Regions from separate parts of the Homo sapiens genome. Here regions 2 and 3 are each linked to region 1. A link is a contact called in ENCODE Hi-C or POLR2A ChIA-PET data. All regions are on one chromosome and are shown on one strand. The core of a region is the stretch at or near the end of the contact, and the rest is flanking DNA. Distances in the headings are between cores, read along the strand shown. Region 1 holds the start of SBF2-AS1 (SBF2 antisense RNA 1). Region 2 has its middle 20 kb from the start of IPO7. Region 3 overlaps SBF2 (SET binding factor 2).

Evidence for each region. Hi-C counts contacts between places; a loop is a spot of excess contacts on that map. ChIA-PET counts read pairs that join two places held with the same protein, here RNA polymerase II (POLR2A). Pooled maps may share reads with other maps.
Region 2: a loop to region 1 is called in a pooled map, with 5 times the contacts of the local background. The contact joins the enhancer-like site here to the promoter of SBF2-AS1 in region 1. A Hi-C loop is called at or near these places in 6 of 50 pooled maps. POLR2A ChIA-PET finds 5 or more read pairs at or near these places in 3 of 52 experiments (B cell, IMR-90 and activated CD4-positive, alpha-beta T cell).
Region 3: a loop to region 1 is called in a map of mammary epithelial cell, with 2.6 times the contacts of the local background. The contact joins the enhancer-like site here to the promoter of SBF2-AS1 in region 1. A Hi-C loop is called at or near these places in 2 of 168 maps with a recorded cell type or tissue (IMR-90 and mammary epithelial cell) and 3 of 50 pooled maps.

Annotation. Positions count from the first base shown.
Region 1 is chr11:9,756,592-9,759,940 of GRCh38, reverse strand. SBF2-AS1 (SBF2 antisense RNA 1) reads right to left here and starts at 1,648. Exons shown (of 3, transcript NR_036485.1): 1 at 1,438-1,648. It overlaps LINC02709 (long intergenic non-protein coding RNA 2709), which reads left to right and starts at 408. Exons shown (of 3, transcript NR_033972.1): 1 at 408-512; 2 at 2,098-2,174; 3 at 3,043-3,349. RefSeq lists silencers at 1,199-1,318, 1,439-1,838 and an enhancer at 3,310-3,349.
Region 2 is chr11:9,362,652-9,366,000 of GRCh38, reverse strand. No RefSeq gene overlaps it. Among named protein-coding and RNA genes, the nearest start is that of IPO7, 20 kb to the left of the region's middle. RefSeq lists enhancers at 754-1,455, 1,091-2,290 and a silencer at 1,281-1,460. Within about 2 kb of position 1,525, at least 41 of the 41 ENCODE cell types and tissues checked have a DNase peak (open chromatin) inside an H3K27ac peak, as active enhancers do; they include B cell and IMR-90, where a contact is called at or near this core.
Region 3 is chr11:10,121,292-10,124,640 of GRCh38, reverse strand. The region is part of intron 2 of SBF2 (SET binding factor 2); the gene reads left to right. Among named protein-coding and RNA genes, the nearest start is that of SBF2, 170 kb to the left of the region's middle. Within about 2 kb of position 1,685, at least 4 of the 41 ENCODE cell types and tissues checked have a DNase peak (open chromatin) inside an H3K27ac peak, as active enhancers do; they include mammary epithelial cell, where a contact is called at or near this core.

The DNA.
Region 1 (3,349 bases), core at 399-2,898:
GGCATCTGTGGGGACCTGTGTGCAAGTACATGCAGGCACGTGCTCTCTGAGGAGGTAGCTATGACTCAGTGGCACGCGGCATCTGTGGGTATCTGTGTGGATATGTGTCTGAGTGCAGGCATGAGCATAGGCGCTTGCTCCCCAGGGGGTGGGGGAAGTGGTTGTGACTCAGCTGCACATGGTGACTGGGAGCCTACAGGCCAGCTGTGACTTTATGGCTTTGCTTATTTGCCAAGCCAAACAGTTAGTGTTGGGCGTAAATATTCTATCAGAGTGTGCATGGAATAAGTCCTGAGCTAGGGACCTCCAGCAGGCAGGAGAGACTCAGTAGTCTTGGCCCAGCAGCATCTGTCCCCCGCCTGCCCCCTCCACCGTAGGTATACAGGTCCTACCCTCCCTCCCTCGCCCTCTCCACTCCTGCCTCCTGGAGACTCAGCGAGCTCGTCCCTCATTGACTCTACATCACCCCTCACCCACCGGTCCCAGGTGCACACACGAGACCAGGCCCAGAGGTACAGGGCTGTGGCCTTCGAGCTGCCAGCCCAATCCATTTTTCTACCATACCAAAAACCCCTTCTTTTTCAGCCCTCATGACCGCGTCTTCCTCCAACATCCCAGCCCCGGTCGTAGGCTCGGCAAGCCCGCTCCAGGGCCCACTTCCCATCTCGGCGGCCGCAGACCCGCTGCCTCCCCATCGGCGCGGCCCCATCTTCACCTCTGAGCTCCTTGCCCCTCTCTCCCTGGCTGTCTCTGTCCTTATCTGTCCCAAGTCTATCTTTGTCTCTTCTCGAGCCGGGCTGTCTGCAGCAGAGGCTTCACCAGAGTGGAGGTGCTGACAGAGTGCGGGGTGTGGGGAGGACAATCTGTGTCCCTTCTTGAGCCTTATCGGGAAAACTTAAGTCACTGCTCAGGGCTCAGACTGGAATTTCGCCCTAGATGACCTTGCTGGGTCTGCTGGGGCCTCCGCAGGGACAGCCAGGGTCAAACGAGTCAGGAAACAGGCCCCTGCTTGTGGGCCGCCTGCCCGCCCTCATCCCAACCAGGCCGCCTGCAGCGCCCTCGGCGGGAGACGCCGGGGAGGGGAGAGAAGGGAGGAGACGGGAGGGGCGGCCCCGTCTTGGGCACTCGCAGGGACTGGCGGGAGGCCGTGTGGGGCTGGAATCGTGACCACGGATGCCGCAAGGCCACAGGGCCCTCCTCGGGGTCCCGGCCGGAAATCCTCAGGGGCCCGAGGAGGAGCCGGGGCGGCCACCCGACCACCTCCCCGCGGGCCGCAGGCAGGCGGCGCGCCGTACCCGCCGAGAACGCGGGAAGAGGCCATCGCGTCTGGACACCTGGGCTTCGTCCCAGAGCCGTCACTGCTGTGTCCCCTTGGGCAACTGCCTAGCTCCCTGAGCCTCACTTTTCACACCTGGAACATAGGAAAATTGCGCCCACCTTCTGGGTCGTGGCAGATAAAATGAGTTCACGTCAGGGCTGGCTCTCAGGAGGCGCTCAGTGCTCGTGGCTTTCCTCCCCGGTGGACAGAACCCCGGGGCAGCTCCCCGCGCCCTGACGCCCAGAGCGGAGCGGCCCGGAGCGGAGCGACCACCGCACACTGGACCCGACCCTAGTCGGCCCCGCGCGCCCGGGTCGGGGCTGGAACCTGCGGGCGTGGCGCACGCCTGCCACCTGGCGGCGAAGCCCCCAGGCCGCCCGTCCCGCCCACGGCTGCGCGCGTGCGCAGGCCTGCACCACCCAGTCGCCCCCACCACGCCGCGCCCCGCCTCCCTCGCCCAGGGACTTCCTAGGCCACGCCACGCCGCTCCACCAGCTCAGGGAACCCCCTTGGCCGTGCAGACCTGCGCCACAGGGTCGTTTCCTCCCCTCCTTCCCTCGAAAGCGTATGCATTTCGTTGCCCCTGGAACTGGGGTCATTTCAGGACCTCCCAAGGAGGGTCAGGATGGTGGTATTGGCCTTAGGGGACGCGGGCTCAGGTTGGCGGTTGAACCGCATGTTCCTGTTTCAAACAAACCTAAATGTAGGCCTGGAAGGCTGTGCACTGAAATCCTAGTATTAGGTTGGTGCAAAATTAATTGCGATTTTTGCCATTGTAGGTTGTCTGCAGAGTGAGATTATGGCGAAGCATTTTATTCTTTTTACAAACCTGCTTTTTCTCAGTTTTCCACATTGGGTATGTATTGGTGATAAGGAAAAAAAAACTACAAAAGATATTTTTTGAAAAAAAAAAATCACATGGAGAGAGAGAAAAGGGGACGAATTGGCCTATCAAGGGGGTTTCCGGAAGTTAACTTTCTAGTATCTCTGTTTGCATGTAGACTCCCAGGGTGCCCTGGGAGAAATGGAGAAATGAAGCCCAGGACATGAGGCATTGGGATGGATGGTCCATCTTTCACATGTGCTGGGATTAACTTCCTTTAAGAAAAAAGGAAGGCAAAAGGGTTCCCAGCCTTAGGGTTGGGTGGGGTAGAGGCTCCAAATAAACCAGAAACTCTTGAGTAGAGGTGGTCAGTCATTGCTGTCTGGTTCAAGCGCTGATTGGACCCAAGGGGACCAGATCCAGGATATATTTGAGAACAAGGAATTTATTTCAGAAAGGGGCCACTCAACAGTCAGCATTTACTAAGAACCTGCTTGGTACAGGGTGCTGGAACTACCACAACGAGGCTGCCCCTTCCCTTAAGGAGTTCTGGGCTGACTTTTGGGAAAGTTCATCAGCGGTGACGGGTAGTGAGTGAGGCAGATCAGCAGGAACATTACAAGCCGCAGGAACCGTCAGCTGCTGATAGAGGCCCTGGGAGGTAGAGTGGAGAACAGCTCTGGCCACCACAGCTAATGGCCACCAAGGGAGCGACAGGACCCTTGAGGGGAGAGCAGAGGCTGGAGGTCCTTGGGGTCTACTGGGAGGTGGCAGTCACAGGCCCTTGGGTCCTCTCCACAGCCTTGCTGGAACCTTCCAAAGAGCAGGTGTGACTGGGGAAGTGTGTTGCTGGGCTGTCACCCTCACCTGGGACCTCCTCTGTGCACTCATCCATTCACAGATTTGCCAGCTACCTGCCTTTGCAGGACACCTCAGAAGTTACAGACTTGCCTGTGGAAATGCAGAGAGCACCTGAGGTATTTCCCGGACTCTCCAGTAGTAGCCTTGAATGGCTGACCAACCGCAGTCACCTGCCAGATCTTCTCAGAACCGGCCAGCCCACCAGCGACAGGCCCATTAAGTGGCCTGGCCCAGCCCAGATGGAAAACCCCCTCCACGTGACTTTCTAAAGAACATGCATGAAGACAAAACACCAGGTGCCTCAGGTGTGACACCCTGAGGACACATCACCTGTACAGTATCCTAAC
Region 2 (3,349 bases), core at 276-2,775, 390 kb after region 1:
AGGTCTCAGTTAATTTAAAAAGTTTATTTTGCCAAGGTTGAGGATACGTGCCCTGAGGACCTCCTTGAGGACATGTGCCCAAGGTGGTCAGAGCACAGTTTGGTTTTCTACATTTTAGGGAGACATGAGACATCAATCGACATATATAAGATCAACACGGGTTTGGTCTGGAAATGGGGGCTTTCCAGGTCATAGGTAGATAGGAGACAAATGGTTGCATTCTTTTGAGCTTCCCTCCCTCTCTCTCTCTCTTTCTTTCTTCATATGGAGTTTCCCTCTTTCGCCCAGGCTGGGGAGAAGTGGCCCAATTTCGGCTCACTGCAACCTCTGCTCCCGGGTTCAAGCGATTCTCCTGCCTCAGCCTCCCAAGCAGCTGGGATTACAGGCGCCCGCCACCACGCCCAGCTAATTTATATATTTTTAGTAGAGATAGGGGTTTCTCCATGTTCACCAGGCTGATCTCGAACTCCTGACTTCAGGTGATCCACCCGCCTTGGCCTCCCAAAGTGTTAGGATTACAGGCGTGAGCCACCGTGCCCAGCCTGGATTCTTTTTTTTTTTTAATCTTATTTTTTGAGAGGGAGTCTGGCTCTGTTGCTCAGGCTGGAGCGTAGTGGCTGAGCTCGGCTCACTGCAACCTCCGCCTCCCGAGTTCAAGCGATTCTCCTGCCTCAGCCTCCCGAGTAGCTGGAATTACAGGCGCCCACCAGCATGCCCGGCTAATTTTTGTATTTTTAGTAGAGACGGGATTTCGTTATGTTGGCCAGGCTGGTCTGGAACTCCTAACCTCAAGTGATCCGCCCGCCTCTCCTTCCCAAAGTGCTGGGATTACAGGTGTGAGCCACCGCACCCAGCCTCCAAAAGAGGCAATCAGATAACGCATTTATGTTAGTGAGCAGAGGGGTAACTTTGAATAGAATGGGAGACAGGTTTTCCCTACGCAGTTCCCAGCTTGACTTTTCCCTTTAGCTTAGTGATATGGGGGCCCCAAGATATTTTCCTTTGACGAATTCATCTCGGAAACCAAGATTTATTTTCTTTTGGAATTTTAAAAGTTTTGCTCTTGCATTTAAAAAAAACAGTGCGTGTGTGTTTCGCTTTAATTATTATTTGCTGCATTTTGGAACTGAGTCAGGCAAATCATTTTTGTTCCTAGGCAAGTGCCTTTGATCTTCAAAATCTACCCAGTCTTTGGGGCACTGCTGTCTCCTTTCACAAGGTCCTAATTCCCACTGAAACCAGTCTGTAGTATTTGTGGCTTGGGGCCACTTCAAGATTTCAAATTTCAGCCTCAGACTCCAATCCCCGGGCGGGATCCGGGAGACCCAGCCCCGTGCGGCCCCCGCCGAGCTGGCGGGGATTGCAACGTCGGGATCGTGGCGACGCGCGGGGCCCTGGAGCCCAGGCGCGCGGCCCCAGGCGCGTCAGCCCCTCCCCGCCGGCGTCGCTCGCCGTCGCCTGCGGTGACTCAGCTCTTCCGGTCACCGCCGTCACTGGTGGTTCCCGACTGCAGTGAAGGTGCGGACGCCAAGTCACTGCTCAGTAATGCTGGAGCCGCCGGCGTCCCGGGCCTTCTCCAAATGCGCTGCATTCCTGCCCCCACCATGACTCAGCGGCTTCCGCTCCGGCGTCAGCGGCGCTCCGGCCTCCGCCCGCGAGGCCCTGCTGCCTTCCCACTGCCCCACGGGGGCCACAACGCGCCCGCTTCCGCCCTTAGGTGTCCTTCCAAGCCCCTGAAAAGGTTTGGCAGCTTGATAAAGGATCCCTGAACTCCAGTGTTTAGGCCCTGCAAGGCTCTTCTCTGTACATTGAGGAGCTGAGGCCTCCGCACGGGAAAGTATTCCCCACCCCCCAGCGCAAGGAGGAAGTTAGCCTAAGACTAATTGAGGCAACTGAGGCCTCGGACAGCCGCGGGTCCTGAGAGCCCGATGGACCTACTTTGGAAGTTCAACGTTACCGTTTGCAGATGTGTGACACTCCCCTACTCCTACCCCCACTCCTACCCCCACCCACTTAACAGACATGAGGATTATTCCATGCCACCTTGTTGTTGGCATTGCGTAGCACATGGTAGGAACTCAGCAAATCTCAGCTTTTGTTTGTATTTTCTCTTTCTTTCCTTTTTTTTTTTTTTTTTTTTTTTGAGACGGAGTCTCCCTCTGTCACGAGGCTGGCGCGATCTCGGCTCACCGCAACCTCCCCCTCCTGGGTTCCTCCTGGGTTCAAGCGATTCTCCTGCCTCAGCCTCCTGAGTAGCTGGGACTACAGACGCACGACACCACGCCCAGCTGATTTTTGTATTTTTAGTAGAGACAGGATTTCACAATATTGGCTAGGATGGTCTCGATCTCTTGACCTCGTGATCCGCCTGCCTTGGCCTCCCAAAGTGCTGGGATTACAGGCGACAGCCACCGTGCCTGGCCTGTATTTTCTTTGAAATGCCTTTTAGATGTAGTTCTTCCTCTCCATGGACAGAGTCACCTCAGCAACTTCCTAACTGGTTTTGCCACATTCCCATCCAACTTCACACAATGACCGGGTGCATTTTTATGGCACACTGTATTCTGCAAGTCATTCCTCTGTGCAAGAAAATTTAATACTCTGTTGAATTTTGGTTTGAGTGGAAAGTCCTTTCCCTGGTATTTAAAGCGATCCATCATAGTCCGGCTCCCATCCTTCCCATAAATATTTTAGGCCTGCTCTGCATCCTGTATTGTGGTACTCGGATTCCTGCCCTCCAGAGCTCTGGTGAGGGGAGATAAATACATAATCACGTCGTCATTATACTGTGTAATAAGTGCTCTGATCGAAGTGTGAACAGGACAGAGAGCAACTCAGTGTAATAGAGGGGGAAGAAGAAAGGCTTCACAGAGGAATAAATATATGGGGGAGGGAGATGGCTTGATGGTTGTGAGGCATTTACCAGCACTCTGATAGATATTGTATATAGCAGAGTGTCCTTGTTGCTGCAGGTTTTCGAAGGCATCATTGTGCTCTGCTCTGTTGCTGTTACAGAAGGCTTGAAACATCTAGCCCCATCCTTTAATCTTGGATCCAGAAGTATTGTGGGAAATAAAATTTGATTTAAAAATGATTATCACCTGATGAAATACAGCTTGCAGAAAGAAATAATGGATTCCTTACAGGAAAAATTCTGTACCAAGGATACCCTTATAAGGAGTAGAATTGGCCACAGGGCCTAAGTGCTAGAGAAGACAGTGTTTGTGAAGATTCTATAAGGCTGTACTTGAACCTGCCCCAGCTCAACCCTCTGGGGCATGCTTATCAGTCCTGGGAAGGAGAAGGCTGTGTACTAAAATGGAAACAACCGAATCACCAGGGGCCCAGG
Region 3 (3,349 bases), core at 436-2,935, 360 kb before region 1:
TAGAAAAATGACTCTCATGAAAATACAGAATGAACATGTGTCAAAAACTCATTCAACATTTTAATTAAAGTAGGAACCAGTAAGATAATAAAACTTGATATTAGAGCATTTGAATAATAGGGACTTATATAGTTCACCTTTCCAGGAAAATTGAAAAATGATGCCTTCAGAATAATATTGATTAGATACAAATTTGGTTAATTTTCTAAAAAGTTATAAAACGGTAACCTTTGGGTTTCTGCTTTCTCTAGGACGGAAATGTACAAGTTACATGGAACTTCACAGTGTCTAGACTCTAATCAGATAGAGTAAGTAGGCAGGTTAACAGTTTTCTAGTATGCCATTGGAAGGATAAATTTTCTTAATGTTAGTGTACTGTGGTAGATACTGTCAACCAAGTTAAAAGATACAAAGGTTGATTACCTTGATCAAAAACACCTTAGAACTTAATAGTAAAACTAAACAACAACCAAAAAAATACAAACTGTCAGTTCACTGAAGAAACACATATTGCCAGAAACCATGAGAAGCTGCCTGCAATCTCAGTCATAATTTTTTAAAGGCAATCTAAAATAAAAGTGAATGAAGATTTTGGCTATCAGGTTGGCCAAACCATAAAATGTTTCTATAACTAACTATTAGTGTTAGGCTGTTCATATTCACACTTTAATAGTGAGATTCTAATTTGTTATAAGCATATTCATTGGTGTTTCTTGGAATAGCAAAATACTGAAAACCGTCTCAGTAGTCTTGTTGTTAGGTAAATACACCATGTTTGAGAAGTGTAGAAAAGAATGACATTGTTAAGTGAGAAAAGCAAGATGTGGACAAATGTACATTTTTATTTTAAAAAGCTATTATTACATGTGTATGTTTATACCTAGGTCTGAATAATGCAGACAATAAAGCTTATTTATGTTAGTGGAAGTAAGGAAAATATTTTTCTTTTTTTTTTTGTAAGGAAGACTTTATAGTCAAGACTAGGGGAGAGAGATTAAACTCGACTCTGAATACAACAGGAACTAGTGGAGATCTATAACCATTAGGCACTGTTAGGAAGTAGATTTCTCTCTCTTTTTTCAAGTAGGGATAAGTGATTTTAATTTTTGTATTTTTAAAAAGAATTTTAAAAATATGAATACAAAAACTTAAATATCACATTCTCTTGGTAGATTTTTTATTGTCGGGATTTATAAAACTACCCAGATAACAGGGAAATCCTTCAGTTTTTCCTAGTAATGTTAAAGACAGATAAAGTAGAACAAGTGATTAGAGTATACAGTACCTCAAAGTGTCTGTCATAAATAAACTACTTAGAGGAATGAATATTTTGTACTCAAATAAATTGCAAGTATTTGTGAGCTGAACCCTATGTTTCCCTTCTTATTCCTGTTTCTGTTTGTCGAACTCTTCCTCCCTGACTTTCTCTTTCAAAGATGAGCATACATGGATTCATTTCGGTTTTGTAGTGTTTTGTGACACTCTAACCCTGATGTTTCCTTCAGTAGGGAAAATCAGAAGGGTTTTCTATAGTTGAGCCAGGTGATTGGAGTGGTGAAACCAAGCAGGGAGAGGTAAAGCCAAAGTAAGAGCTGCCTGTGTGGTGACTCATGAAATGGTTGAGGTTTGAATAGCTTTTGGCAGAAAGCAGAAGAAAAACGGAGACAAGGTATGGGTGTGTATGTGTGTGTGTAACTACATGCTGTACAAGCTATGCATATTTCTGAGAGCACATACTAATATAATTTAACCTTTGATGACTAAGGCTATTCTATAGAGTTTCAATTCTTGTAATCTACTCTAGTAAATGATGCATACAAGTAATGTGTAAGTGTGCAGGTATGAAGGGCTGACCTAGCCTACTGTGCGTGCTGAGACTCCCGTGTCTCCATCTTCACCCCCAGTGTAAATGCATTTGTTATAAATTGGAAAATGACTAGTTGAATTTGCTAGAATTATGTGTAAACTAATAGTATCTAATAACTGAGTGAGTGTCAAATGATTCTCCTATGAGGAAAATCAAGTGCCTTTTAATAAAGATTTGTGATATCTAATTTTAGTTTTTTATAGTTTGCTTGTTTGGCCTACTTTTAGGACCTTGGCTGTGTGCCACATAATTGAGGGTGTTGAACAAGTGAGATGTTGGAAAAGTCTCATAATTCAAATATTAAGCAAGTTTTTAGGGCCTGTTCTGAGTTCTAGCTGTGCACTCTAAAATACATAAATATATATTAGTCCCCACTTAGCTGAGGAGTATATGTTCGAAGACTCCCACCCTGAAACTGTGGACAGTACCCACTTGATTGCCATCAGTTGGAATACATTTTTATTCCTGTCTTCCACCCACAAATTTAATGCCTTTTTCATCTTAACTAAACACTTACTATATACACTGTAGCTGTAACTTTGGCAGTTTGAGGTGTGACAGCAACATTAGCATGAATTTCTTTTTCCTTCTTCACAATGTCATGGGTAGAAGATTTATTCCTACCATAGATCATAGCAGCCTAAGCATATGATTTTTTTCTTTCCTTATTCACTTGAGAATTTTCACTTTTACACTTAAAGGAAGCACTTTATGGCTTCTCTTTGGCATATCTGAATTGCCAGCATCACTACTCTTGTACTTTGGGGACATTACTAAGTAAAATAAGGGTTACTTGAACACAAACCCTGTAATACTTCAGCAGTCATCATAACCAGGATGGTACTAAGTGAGTAACAGGTGGGCAGATAGCATACACATTGTGGATTCACTGGACAAAGGAGTGATTTCTGTCCGAGGCTGGATGGAGTGGTGACAGATTTCATCACACTATGCAGAATGGTATGAAATTTAAAACTTATGAATTATTTATTTCTAGAATTTTCTGTTTAATATTTTCAGATCTGAAGGCACAGAAAATGAAACTGTGGGTAAAAGAGGACAACTGTAATTTATTCTACAGGTTCCCAAGTAAATGCTTGGCTTGTACAAAAGCATATTTTTATATCAATGTTGGTTGTTTTTGTTTCTAAAAATTGTCAGTCTTAGGTGAAATAGGGGATCAGCTGCTAGTCATATGTAAAATTGGTTTCGAGAATACTAGCCCTGCATACCTCTGCCTTGTAGCTAAGTCTTAAGGCTTTATCCCATCCTCCTTACCATGTGGTGGTGGGAGGGGGATATATCTTTCCTTTAACAGTGTTAAGACTTCATACATAAATGTCCCTGGGAGAAATAAAAAATGTTCCTCAAGTCATATTAAATCCTTTCTTAAGAGCAGAATTGGATTGAAAGAATATAGAAAAAGGAGAGATTGGAGAGATTTCAAAGACAGAAGCAGGCTGTCTTAGATGGAAGAAGCAA